Regions from separate parts of the Homo sapiens genome. Here region 2 is linked to region 1. Evidence: chromatin contacts called from ENCODE Hi-C or POLR2A ChIA-PET data. All regions are on one chromosome and are shown on one strand. Each heading gives the region's core, a stretch centred on a gene start or an enhancer-like site at or near the end of the contact. The rest is flanking DNA. Distances are from core to core; before and after follow the strand shown. Region 1 overlaps COL5A2 (collagen type V alpha 2 chain). Region 2 overlaps COL5A2 (collagen type V alpha 2 chain).

Region 1 (6,641 bases), core at 2,374-4,873:
TTAAGAAGAGGGAAAATTGGGTCTAGATTATTTGAGAACCCTTTGTACTATCGGTACAATTATTTTGTAAATTTAAAACTTCTAAAATTAGAAAGTATATTTTAAAAGTGACCAGATGTTGGCTGGGTGCAGTGGCTCACGCCTGTAACCCCAACACTTTGGGAAGCCAAGGCAGGCAGATCACGAGGTCAGGAATTCGAGACTAGCCTGGCCAATATGGTGGCACCCCGTCTCTACTAAAAATACAAAAATTAGCTGGGCATGGTGGCGCGCACCTGTAGTCCCAGCTGCTCAGGAGGCTGAGGCAGAAGAATCACTTGAATCCAGGAGACAGAGGTTGCAGTGAGCCAAGATGGCGCCGCTGCACTCCAGTCTGGGCGACACAGAGAGACTCTATCTCAAAAAAATAAAAAAATAAAAAAGTGACCAGATGTTAAATCATGTCCAAAATACAATTGGTTAGCATTTCTATAATTCTCCAGTTATAAACATCAAGAATAAAAATAAGAATCAAAGTGTAAAATATGTATTTATACCAAAATAATCACACTTTAACATATGTACATACATGATACGATACCATATAGGGCAGAAAATAAAACTAATATTTTCCAGCAATTGTAAACAGAAAAAACATGCCCAGGGCCTCAATGAAGAACACAGCCCTCTGATTCTACATTGCCTTTTTCCCTTTATCTTGTCTTAAGCAGATTAGAGGACTCTTCTGAATATTAATACATTTTAAACCTGGAGGCACATTTGGCATTATATTATAAAACAAAGATATGTTTATAGACCAGAAATTTAAACAAAGAGACACCACTGTGCTTCAACAAAGCTTATAATAAAAATACAGAAAAATCTATGTATGTATATGCACATATATATATAGAAAGGAAGAAAGAGAATAGGGAAGTTGATCTTTATTCAAAATGTACAAAGCTATAGTTACAGCTTTACATTTCCTTACTATTTCCCTTTTAGGTTATTATCTGTATCCCCTCCCCTTCTTTTTATTAAATCTTATTTCTCATTGTAGAGGCTTAATGTATACTAAGAAAAATAGTTTCTAGTATCAGAAGACATAGCTCTAGTAATTACCATAGAGAGAACTTGAGTAAGTAATATATTTTTCTAAGGCTCAGTTCTTCCAAATTAAAAATTAGTTTTAATAATTCTTATTGCAAGTGAAATGGATAAATTACATGAAAAAAGCATTTTAAACTATTAAGCACCACACAGATATTACTTGTTAATTAACCTAGATTCAAATATTTTATTCTAAAATATACTAAAATTTTCACCTTGCCCACTTAAGATTTAAAAATACTTCAATGATAAAATCAGCATTCTTTTATTAAAAGGAACTATAAAATAGCCAGATGTATTCCTTTTAATAGAGATGTGCTTTCAGTGAGGTATTCTGGGAAATGAAGCAGGACTTTGACAGGCAGAGATGGGGCTGGGCAATATGAGCTGAGGATTCCCCATGGTCTGGTAAGGAAGCCGACTTGGAAGTTAGCTGGAAATATAGTGTGCAGTAGACCAGTTAAAAACATTGGTGAATTAATATGCGTAAGGTTACCATTAATAATAATAATAAATACCATCTAGTGTTTACTTTATACAAGGCAGTTTTCAGATGTTATCTGATAAATGCTCACGACTATTCAAGGTAGAAATTATTTGCCTATTTTGCCTTATTACATATAAAGGGATTGGGGTTCACAGGGGCGAAATGATTTCACAGGCAGTGAAAAGTCAGTTTTCAGAGCCTTATCTTTGCAGATGCATTCTTTCTATTACTGTAACCAAAGACTATGCTGAGTATATATTAATATATACAATTATCTGACTGGGATAATTTATTTATGGCTCCGGTTAAAGATTTCCTCTTACCAAAAAATGTAAAATAAGTTCATATAGTCACATGGGTCACGTAGTTAATGCAAGTTTTAAAGTTAGCACGCTCATTTCCCAACTTCCCCCGAATTCTTGAAATTTACTAATGCTATTTCAAAATAGCGAAATGCACTGTTAAATTTCTTCTAGATTCTTAAGGTGTATTCTGACCTAAAAAATTAAGCAAACCGTCCTTTTAATAGGATCAAGGAGTTTATAGAGTTTAATAGTGAAGCCATCTCTTTTTCACTTGAAGAAATCCAATTCTGCATATTTTGCTTGCATGATTTGATAACGAAATGTATGTCAAGGATGAAAGACTAAAGGTTGAGCTTCATCAAACTAAGGAAAAATATTTAAGATGTTTTATGGATAGTAATTTTATAAATAATGTCAAATTCTTTTCTGGAATTTCCTATGCCTATGGTGAGAGATAATATAAATCTGATATAATCAAGAACTAGATTTTTCCCTATTATATGTAAATGTTAACATTGTATAGACTTGATAAGTTATCATTGGAATGGATACAGATTATTCCAAAATATTTAAAGTTTAATCTATATGTTTTCATGTTATGATTGACAATAATTTTAAACAAAATGTTTTTAATAATAAAATACATTTTAGTGCAAAACAAGATTACTCTTCGAACTAGGTATATTTAAACATCTATACTTCCCTTGAAAATCCTTGTTTTTTTATTTCTAAAATAAATGCTTAACATTTATGATATATGTATACCATAGATTATATTTTCCATACTGCAGCCAACTAGCTCACCATAATTATAAATTTTTTATATCTGTGCATATCATTTACCAATATTTATGTGTTTTGTTAGACTAAAATCTAACATTATTTATACAAATGTACTATACATAGACTTAATAATTGAATGCACTTATTAAGCACTCAATAAATGGTAGCCTCAAAGTAATGATTATCATTATATTAATGAATGTCCACTAAAGAATATAATTTAAATGCTTATTATCTTATGCCCACTCTTATATAAGGTCAACCAAAAAATTCTCTCCATATTTTACCTTAATTAATTCCTGTTCATTCTGCTTTCAATAGGACAGACATCCTTCAGATTTCTTTATACTATGATTACCCTGCAATCTATCTTAAACATAGCTATCGAAACTTCTTCTTAAATGGCCCTTCAATTGTGTCACCTTTCTCAAACCTCAGCAATTGCCCTCAGTCGCACTCTGGCCCAATAACAACTTTGTCCTCACCTTCAGAATTGTGTCATTTTTTTTTTCACTCTGGTTATTGTTCACACCTTACAAATCTCATCAACTGCTTTTTGACCTACTTGACTATTCTCTGGGCTATTCATTCTCTTAAATATTATTTTTATATACCAATGAAAAATCTACATTCTTAAGTAAATATTTTCCACATCAGCCATGATTGTTCGATCTCTCTCCTAATGTGTAACAAATAAATTTCTAGGTGCTTAGCCTCTAGCTTCATGCCACACAGAGTATGCAGTGTCAGCTACTTCATAAGCCACCAAGCCGCCTTGACTTGCCTGCATTATCTATATCACTGTTTGGAGGGCTGTTGTATATTGTTTGCAGTTTGTACACTTCACAAAGACTCCAACTGAGGGGGCCAGTGGGAAATGACATTCAATCCAAGCTCTCCTTGTCATACTATGAACCCTAGCTTGGGGCTGTATCTACTGGAAGAAGGAATGCCTTTTATTTTGCTCCTGTCCACTTGCCTAGGGTCACCTGGAGGTGGCACTGTTTTCTATTTCAGACAGAAGTCACCCAGAGGTGGCACTGTTTTCCATTTCTGTTTCTAATGTTATTTCAGACAAAAGGTGTATAAAGGCCTACTCTAACCCTGTAACTGAGGTCAATATTTCCCACTGTAAAATTTTCTGCCTAACTTAATCCCATCCTAATAAAGTCTCTCTCATATCCTCTATTAGAATGAGGCTTCTTTGATGGCATTAATGAAGTATTAATTCGACAACTAGGTTCTAAATATCCATTGTGTCCATTATACTATGATTACAAAACATATGAACAATCTGTTATTAAACAACTCATACTCTGATTAGGGAGCTAAGCCCATGCATGAAACTTTTAAACAAATATATACCTTGCTTTGGTGTGAAGTCTTCCAAACAATGAAAGAGAGACGTGTGGAGGTTAGAATAACTAGAAAAGACTTCACAGGGGAAACAGGTCTTAAACTGGACTTTGAAAAAGGAGTAAGATATTACTAGACTGTAGGAAGAAATGAAGACATTATAATAACATAAAAAAATCCTACAAGTGGTATATCATACGTATTATGTGTTCAGTCTTTAAAAAATATATAGCTGCAGAACTGGAATTCTTAAAGAACTAGACATGGTAATGAAGATTAATATATTGAGATCGCCAGGGTAGAATTTTAAGTTCAATCTGTTTCCCAGATCTTTAGAGGAGGAAAAAAAAGAAACAACGTAGTGTTTGTATTTATCATCTGCAAACCAGATGGTTATGGCAAGGGGTGTGGACATTCAAACACATTCTTCCCTGCAAGAAACCATGTTGCTGTGATGCAAGACTCTTGGGCCTCTGAAAACAGTGAACATAAAAGTACTTAAGAATTTTCTGAACAATTCAAAAACTCAAAAGACAGACAGATGAAAGAGAAAAAAAAGGTACAGTTTGACACACAGTTTCAGTAAACAAGTACATAGTTGGGTATTTGCTTAGTTTTACCTAGTTAGGAGAGTACAAGTTTTGTTTCTGAGCAAGAATCTTCTCAAAGGAGAGGGGAGAAAAACAATCAGTGCTTATTTACTGTAAATTTTGAATTAGAGAACTGGTCTGTGTTTGTATAGTCATGTATGTTAGCTTCATAAGGACACTGTAGGTTGCAGTATCCTTGTTGTACCCATACAATGCTGAATGAGTGAGAACAAACAAAAATATATGTGCATACATACATATATATGTTATATGTATATATTATATTTATATATTTTTCAAGACTGAAAAAATCCATTTGCCATCTTCTTGAATTAAAAAATACATATATTTTATATATATACTTTTATCAGAGTTTTTTAATCCTAATGAACTGGGAAGATGATAAGTGCTTATAATTCCAACAAATAATGTGAAACACCAGATGCACTAACCAGTCAGCGTGAGTAGAACATCCTGAGCAGTAAGCACAGTTGGGGCACTAAGCAGGCCTGACTTGCTAATGTAGATGAAGAATTCTCCATTTGGTTCTGAGTGGGAACAGATGCTTCATATCTTTTAGAAAGGAAATTACATTCTACAGAAGAGGAACTCAACACTGCCAAATTAATAAGATGAGAGATTTCATCATCTCCTGGAATACATTAGCATGCAATTTTCCTCTTGTTCCAATGATCCTTTCTGAACTAGCCCTTCTTAGAGTTTAGAACCTCATGGAAGCCCGAGCTGACCTAGTCTACAACCAGAATTGCCTTCAGAGCATTGCAAAATACTTTCTTAATTCCTATATGTATGAAACAGTAGAAGCCATGAGTGTTTCCATGTTTGTATAAAAACTTTCTTACTTCAGACTCTGAGTAAGCGGGATGTGAGAACACAGAAGGATTCTTGCACTTAGAAAGGGTTAGAAACATGACATGGGAACTATACTCCAATAGAAATTTTACTTAAATGAGTAAAGTAATGTGAAAAATTGCACACGTCAGGAATTAAGAATGATACATTTCTTGACCATCTCTTTCTTCTTGTTTATTTTTTACATGGATTCAAGGCAGCGTTCACTGAATTTCCTATTTAAATAGTAAAATACAGTAATGCAAATATACTATAATTCCCTAAAATAATACAACTAAGCTTAAAATATAAAATATTCACTTGCATAACCCCAAATATCTATTGAATATCTAATTTACAATTATGTATTGCTATTTGGATCACACACTAAAACTTTATGAACACAAAAACCTGACCTGCAATTTTCTTGCTATATAATCAGTGTCTATTATATTGCCTAGATCATTCTGGGCTCTTTAAAAACTATGGCCAATTAATGAGCTGAAGAAGATCTTATTCAGAAGGATTTTTATTGGGCAAGTACCATATTTTAAAGAAAAATACATACTTTTCTAAGCTACTTAGAGTATAGGGGAAGACCCATATAATAGGTGAAACCAGGCTACAAAAGTATATGAGATAAGGCATAATTATTATTTTCTGAAAAGGAAAAAAAGGAGAAAATAGATAGATAGTCCTTAATACTGTGATCCTTCTTTAGAACCAAAAATCTTCAGTTAAATTATTAAATTTCCAAAAACTTGACATGAGTGGAGTTTGCCATGTACATGAGTGAGGTAATGACTCTCACATCTGGACTCATAAAGAGCAAGACAGTAGAATTACATTGAAGGCAAGGACCAAGGATTTAGGAAGGTTACATGCAATTTAACTGAAAAGGCACCTACAACTAACATCTTGATTAGAATGATGATATCTTCATACATTGATCGGATGAACAATGAAGGAAATGGGAAAGGTATTCCAGAAAGATCTGGGAGAAGGTACAGTTGTGAAATTTTACCATTTAGTAAGAATTGTACTGCAAAAGAAAAGAAAAAGTTCAGTGGGAAGTGAATGAAGATAGAATAATTAGGGATCAAATTATGAAAGGCATTGGTTGTTAAACTAAAAAATATGAACCTTACTTATTCTATGGGCTACAGGGACACTATTTAA
Region 2 (6,641 bases), core at 2,835-5,334, 50 kb before region 1:
TCTGATAAGCACTAGCCAGTCTAATTGATTGCAGGTTTAAGTCTCTTTAACTGATTTCTTCCCACAGTTAGAGATGCCAAACATCTAAACAAAGCCTAAAAGATGCCTTTAAAACATTTGTCCTAAAGATTCCAGATTCCATTTTGGACTGTTTTTGGATGATATTCTTTCTTTGTTCAATGCCCAGTAAACTTTAAATTACATTTATGTAAGTTGATAACACTTTTATAGTCCTTTTAATGAATCCCTGAATGTTCCAAGTTTGGAAACAGTTTGACCTACTCTCTTTCACAATTAAAAAACCCTAGTAATCAAACTGACCAAAATTGTTCATATACATTTTAGTAGTCACATTAGTTTCCAAATTTTGTTAGGAAAGAATGTGTGTACTGTTTATAAATAAATTGGCAATTTATTCTACAATCTGTTGAGAAAAATGTGTATGAACTTTTGTAAAGCAAAAATCATATTCAGGCTTCATATGTTTCCTTGTTAAGGTCTCAATCTACAGGCATGCCTCATTTTACTGTGCTTTACCAATATTATGTTTATTACAAATTCAAGTCTTATGGCAACCCTGCACCAAGCAAGACAACCGGTGCCATGTTTGCAATAGCATGTGTTCACTCTGTGTCTCTGTGTCACACTTTGGTAGTTCTCATAATACTTTAATATTATTATTGTTCTTATTATATCTGTTATGATGATCTGTGTTCAGTGATCTTGATGTTACTAAAGTAGTTGTTTTAGGTGCCTTGAATGATGCCCATACAAGACAATAAACTTGATCAATAAATATTGTGTGTGTTGTTCTACCAACCGGGTGTTCCCCATCTCTCTTCCTCTCCATGGGCCTCCTTATTCCCTGAGACACAACAACATTAAAATTAGGTCAATTAATAACCCAACAATGGCCTCTAAATGTTCAAGTGAAAGAAAGAGTCTCACATCTCTCACTTTACATTGTAAGCTAGAAATGGTCTAGTAAGGAAGGCATATTGAAACCCAAGATAGGCCAAAGCTAGACCTCTTGCAGCAAACAGTCATCCAACTTATGAATGCAAAGGAAAAGTTCTTAAAAAATTAGAAGCACTACTTCAGTAAACACACAAATAATAAGAAAGTAAAACAGCCTTAATGCTAATATGGAGAAAGGTTTAGTAGTCTGGATAGAAGATCAAACCAACCACAACATTATCTTACCCAAAATCGAATCTAGAGCAAGGCCCTAACCCTCTTCAATTCTGTGAAGGCTGAAAGAAGCAAGGAAGTGGCAGAAGAAAAGTTGGAAGCTAGAAAATGTTGGTTTATGAGGTTAAAGGAAAGAAGCCATCTCCATAATATAAAAATGCAAAGTGAAGCAGCAAATGCTGATGTAGACACTGCAGCAAGTTATCCAGAAGATCAAGTTAGCATCATTGATGAACGTGGCTACACTCAACAATAGACTTTCAATGTACACAAAACAGCCTTCTGTTGGAAGAAGATGCCATCTAGGACTTTCATGTTTAGAGAGAAAAAGTCCATGCCTGGCTTCAAAGCTTCCAAGAACAGGCTTATTCTCTTGTTAGGGGTTAATGCAGCTGGAGACTTTAAGCTAAGACCAGTGTTTATTTCTTATTATGGAAATCCTAGCATCCTTAGGAATTATGATAAAACAACTCTGCCTGTACCCTATAAATGGAACAACAAGGCCTGGATAACAGCACATCTGTTTACAGCCTTTACAGCATTGTTTACTGAATATTTCAAGCCCACTATTGAGACCTATTGCTCAGAAACAAAGGATTCCTTTCAAAATATTACTGCTCAGTGACAATGCACTAGGTCACATAAGAGTTCTGATGGAGATATACAAGGATATTAATGTTGTTTTCATGCCTGCTAATACAAAAACCATTTTGCAGCCCATGGATATAAATAAATTTCAACTTTTAAATCTTATTACTTAAGAATATAATGTTCAAAGTAAATTGAGAATCTTCTGGAAAGGATTTATCATTCTAGGTGCCATTAAGAACATTCTTAATTGATTGGTGAAAATATAAGCCTCAAGAGAAGTTTGGAAGAAGTTGATTCCAACCTTCATGAATGAATTTTAGTGGCTGAAGACTGCATTGGGGGAAGTAATTGCAGATATGATGGCAATAGCAACAGAACTAGAATTATAAGTAGAGCCTGAAGATGTTGCTTAATTACTGTAATCTCATAATAAAACTTTAACAGATGAGGACTTGCTTCTTATGAATGAGCAAAGAAAGTCGTTTCTCAAGATGCAGTCTATTCCTGGTGAAGATACTGTGAAGATTGTTGAAATGACAACAAAGGATTTTGATATGGCAAACTTCATTGTTGTCTTATTTTTTAAATTACCATAGCAATTCCAGGCTTCAGCAATACCACCCTTATTAGTCAGCAACTATCAGCATCAAAGCAAAACACCCTATCAGCAAAAAGATTATGGCTTGCTGAAAGGTCAGATGATTATTAGCAATTTTTAACAATAAGGTATTTTTAATAAAGAAATATACCTTGTTTTTTAGACATAATGCTATTACACACTTTATAACAGACTATATTGTGGAAAAACATAAGTTTATATGCACTGGGAAACAAAAAAAAATTCACATAACTCACTTTACTGCAGTATTTCACTTTATTGAGGTGGTTTGGAACTGAACCCACAATATCTCCATGGTTTGCCTGTACTTATAAATCCCCTATGTCTGACATTAACAATTCAAAGAAGTCGGTATTGAAAGGCTTTTTGTTTGACTTTACTTCAAGTAAAAAAACTAAAATTGAAGAAATAATTAGGTGTCATTTTTAGTGTCAACTCAATGGCCTTCTCATATCCCTCATCATGGATGTGTCATCCTCTCTTGTGGAGGATACGGAGCAGATTTTTTTGGCATTCTGAGCCTAGAGAATAGGACAGATAAATCTCTCATTTCATTTAAAGAGGGGGAAAGCAGTGGTTCTTTAGAATCAATAGAAAAAACAAAGCACATAGAGTCTAGAGCTGACATTGAGAAATACAAACAATTTGAAGCAGTACTTTAGAAAATACTTCTTCCAATTTTTCCAACAATTCCCTGTGGGTTTATTAGTTCTACTGTCCATAGCAGTGTTGACCTTATTTAACTGCTCTTACAGTCAAGTGTCAATATCTGAACAGACACAATTTAAAATCCTAACAATATATCAATAATTTAAAACATGACCTGTACGTGACATCAAACAATGCACACAACTCACCCTGCTCAAGCCATCGGGTCCTGGGTGGGACGGATGTCCAGGAGGTCCTGGAGCACCAGGTTGACCAGGAACACCTGGTTCTCCATCAATTCCCTGAGGTCCACGAGGGCCCTGGAAAACAAGCCAGTTAAAATTAGAACCCACTGCCAAATATACACTTAGTAGAAAGCTAAAGGCACAGACTTCTTAATGGCAAGGGAGTGTTTATTATTTTAAAAATACATGGCAATCTAGCCACTTAGAGTAATTTCATCAGCCATGTCACTACTGATTTCAGCATAGGTCTGAACTTCTACCATTCGGATGTGGTCTGGGTAAGAATTTTATGTGGTGTGTTAAATACCCAGAAATCAGCATTCTTAGAATAATTATTTTTAAAATTTTCAGTTCAACAGTATTCTAAAGTGAACTTCCTTATTTGATTGAGTTTTTGCCGTGCAAGGGTATTTGATCAACAATTATAAATTCACTTGTCTGTCACTGAAATTACAGTGGATTGTCATTGGATTACAGTTAACTATGTATACGTCTGCTTAACTTCTCCCTTCCCCCCAAAATTCAAGAATCCCTTGATTGGAGTTTGTAGAGATTTTCTGTCTAATTGTTTAATGCTTTGCATAGTTCCTGGTACATACTAGACACTCAATACATGCATATTATATTGTTACCTTTCAGTCCTCTTTAATACTTTAAAGCCTGGCACACTTTATTTTACTTCCCACCCCCAGAGGAAGACTAGACCATTGAGAAATTAGAGGCAAAGGCACTGTGACCCAGCCAAGTCTAAGTTCTCAGAGAAGTGAGCAATGATTTCTAGCTGCCAAATTCCACCCTTCTCCTAACCCACATTCTGAAGGCAGCTTGGGGAACAGCCACGTCCTCAGTTCTGGAAATGCTCCGTCCTCTAACCTCATCATTCCCACAAGGCTAGTTAAGTATTTTCTGGCTCCTTAACCCTAAAGAATCTTGAAAGGCTTCAAAAAGAAAGGACCAAAAAGTCATCAGGCAATATGCTTTTTATAATTATAAGCAGGGATCAAGGGAAATATGGTAAATGAAGTTTAATAGTTAAAAAAAGAACTCCCATGCTTAAACATGAGAATACCTATGGGACCACAGTAAGCAATTCAAATAGGAGCTGATAGTGCAGAGGGAGCAAACACAGGACAAGCTCAGGTGGTGGAGGTGGCAGTTTGTATATGATGGTTTTGGGGAGGGTGGCATCATAGCTATTCAGAAATTTAATTATTTTAATATATTTAAACATTTATATAGACATATTTACTTCTTGCAGTAGTGGGACAAACAAGCAAATTTATCTATTAAATAGAAGTAGAATACTTAGCCTGAAAAACTTATATTTAAAAATGATATCTTAGAAAATTATTCTCAGTTTTTAAAAATCAAAACTTTTCTGACTCCTAAACTACTAACAATTTACTTCACACTTCATTATACACAACAGAGGCTGATTTCAATTGTTCTCTAGGACTCCTGGATCATATGAATGAGAGTAACATGAACTGGATATGTATATGACAGCACAGACAAAATAATAGTCTGGTTTATTCATACAGCCTTGTGTAGAAAACTCTGATTCTGTTCTTGCAATGCTCAGTTGCTAATTAATAACCAGATATTATTACATACAAAAAGTGAACTAATGCATAATCTCTGCTCCCAATGAGAGTTCCAAAGAGACATACACAAAACTATATTTATTGTCAACAGGAGTGGAGATAAGTTTGAGAAATATTCATTAGTCCTCCAAAGAGATTGTGACTTTCTCCATTCTTCTGTAATTAACACTTCGTATTTCAAAGTCTGATCCTAAGATTGTTTTCATTGACTTCAGATTCATTATATGTCTCCACGGAATGCCCTCTAAATAGCTTATGAAATTTACTGTTGCACAGATTAAGATTAAAATTAATAAAAACGTCTATAAAAATTATCTAAAATTAAGTGAACACAAGAATGTTTACCGGTAAATATCAAAAGCAAATTAGAATTTGGGAGCTCATTAAAAGTATCTATTTTTATATCTCCAAGTGAGCTGAATTACATAATTCTTATATTAAGGTAAATGTTACATTTATTATCATTCCCTTCCATTTCCAAGATACTCAAATACCTCCGCAGTAATCTACAATAAAAAAGTACTTTGAGGTTGCCACTAGGTGGCGATGTTTAAACATCCACAAGTAGAAAAGACGAATGACCGGGAACTGTTAAAGAACTTCATTTCTCTCGTTTCTCTCTCTCTCTCTTTCTCTCTGACACACACACACACACACACACACACACACACACACACACACACACACACACACACACATAAATGTTATAGATGTTAAGATCTAGTATATTTCCCATTTTACAGATCAAGAAACATACCAATAGTGGTTAAGTGTCATGTGCAACTAGAACTTAGCACATCATTGACGGTCCATCTCCTGACAGTTTGCTAGCTTGTCACTATGAAGTTATCTGAACAATACACTTAAAACTGAGGACGTGTGATGAGAGACAGTCATGAAAATCATTGGCTAATCCTGAAGGTCTTGTAGGAGTATCTCATACTGAACTACTGACATACTAGTTCTCAGTCCAGAGCTATTTTGCCTGGATTTGGCAATGTCAAGAAACATTTTTAACTGTCACAATTGTATGGGGGATGGCAGTTTCAACTGGCATCTAGTGGGTAGATACCAGGAATGCCGCAAAACTTCCTACAATGCATATGGAATTATTTGGCCTAACATATCAATAGTGTTAACAGTGAGAAACCATGCTGTACATTGTGAGCCTTCCGTACTGTTTGATGGTAATATAATGGTGGGGGTGGGGGAATGCTATTTATGATATTGTGACAGCCATAATTTTAGTCCAGCTAAGCAGCTCCCAGAAGGCTTGAGACATGAGGCAAAACATTCTACCTATGGGCATTCTGTTACATCATGCCCATCATTTCATATACATCATTTCATGCAAAGCTATACATCATTTCATATCTTGAAATCGGTGTAGGCAGGCATTAAAAGATTTGTTAAACACTTACCATCACACCAGTTCTTTGCTAGGATTAAGAGAGGAACAGATTTCCTACTTGGATATCTGCCAGGGTTGTCTCACTTGATTCCTCCTAAAAATCTACCCCCCTTTCTCCCTCTCTCTCTCTCGCTCTTTCATACACACACACACAAACACACACACACAACACGCACACACTTATACCCAATTCACATTGATTGTCTCAGGCCTAACCAAGACAGGAAATTGACCACATCACAAAGTCAAATAGGGAAAATAAGTGAGAAGGGTTGGGGAGTAGATTCTTTGGATCTTAACCAGGAACTCTGGAAGTCTGGTCCTACAACAAC

The links. Hi-C counts contacts between places; a loop is a spot of excess contacts on that map. ChIA-PET counts read pairs that join two places held with the same protein, here RNA polymerase II (POLR2A). Pooled maps may share reads with other maps.
Region 2: a map of CD8-positive, alpha-beta T cell shows a loop between it and region 1 (12-fold over the local background). The contact joins two enhancer-like sites. A Hi-C loop is called at or near these places in 8 of 168 maps with a recorded cell type or tissue (CD4-positive, alpha-beta memory T cell, CD8-positive, alpha-beta T cell, Caco-2 and 5 more), 13 of 37 single-sample maps with no recorded cell type and 14 of 50 pooled maps. POLR2A ChIA-PET finds 5 or more read pairs at or near these places in 1 of 52 experiments (Panc1).

Annotation. Positions count from the first base shown.
Region 1 is chr2:189,139,673-189,146,313 of GRCh38, forward strand. The region is part of intron 1 of COL5A2 (collagen type V alpha 2 chain); the gene reads right to left. Among named protein-coding and RNA genes, the nearest start is that of MIR3129, 9.9 kb to the left of the region's middle. Within about 2 kb of position 3,624, at least 3 of the 41 ENCODE cell types and tissues checked have a DNase peak (open chromatin) inside an H3K27ac peak, as active enhancers do.
Region 2 is chr2:189,089,052-189,095,692 of GRCh38, forward strand. It overlaps COL5A2 (collagen type V alpha 2 chain), which reads right to left. Exons shown (of 54, transcript NM_000393.5): 7 at 3,259-3,369. Among named protein-coding and RNA genes, the nearest start is that of MIR3129, 41 kb to the right of the region's middle. Within about 2 kb of position 4,085, at least 7 of the 41 ENCODE cell types and tissues checked have a DNase peak (open chromatin) inside an H3K27ac peak, as active enhancers do.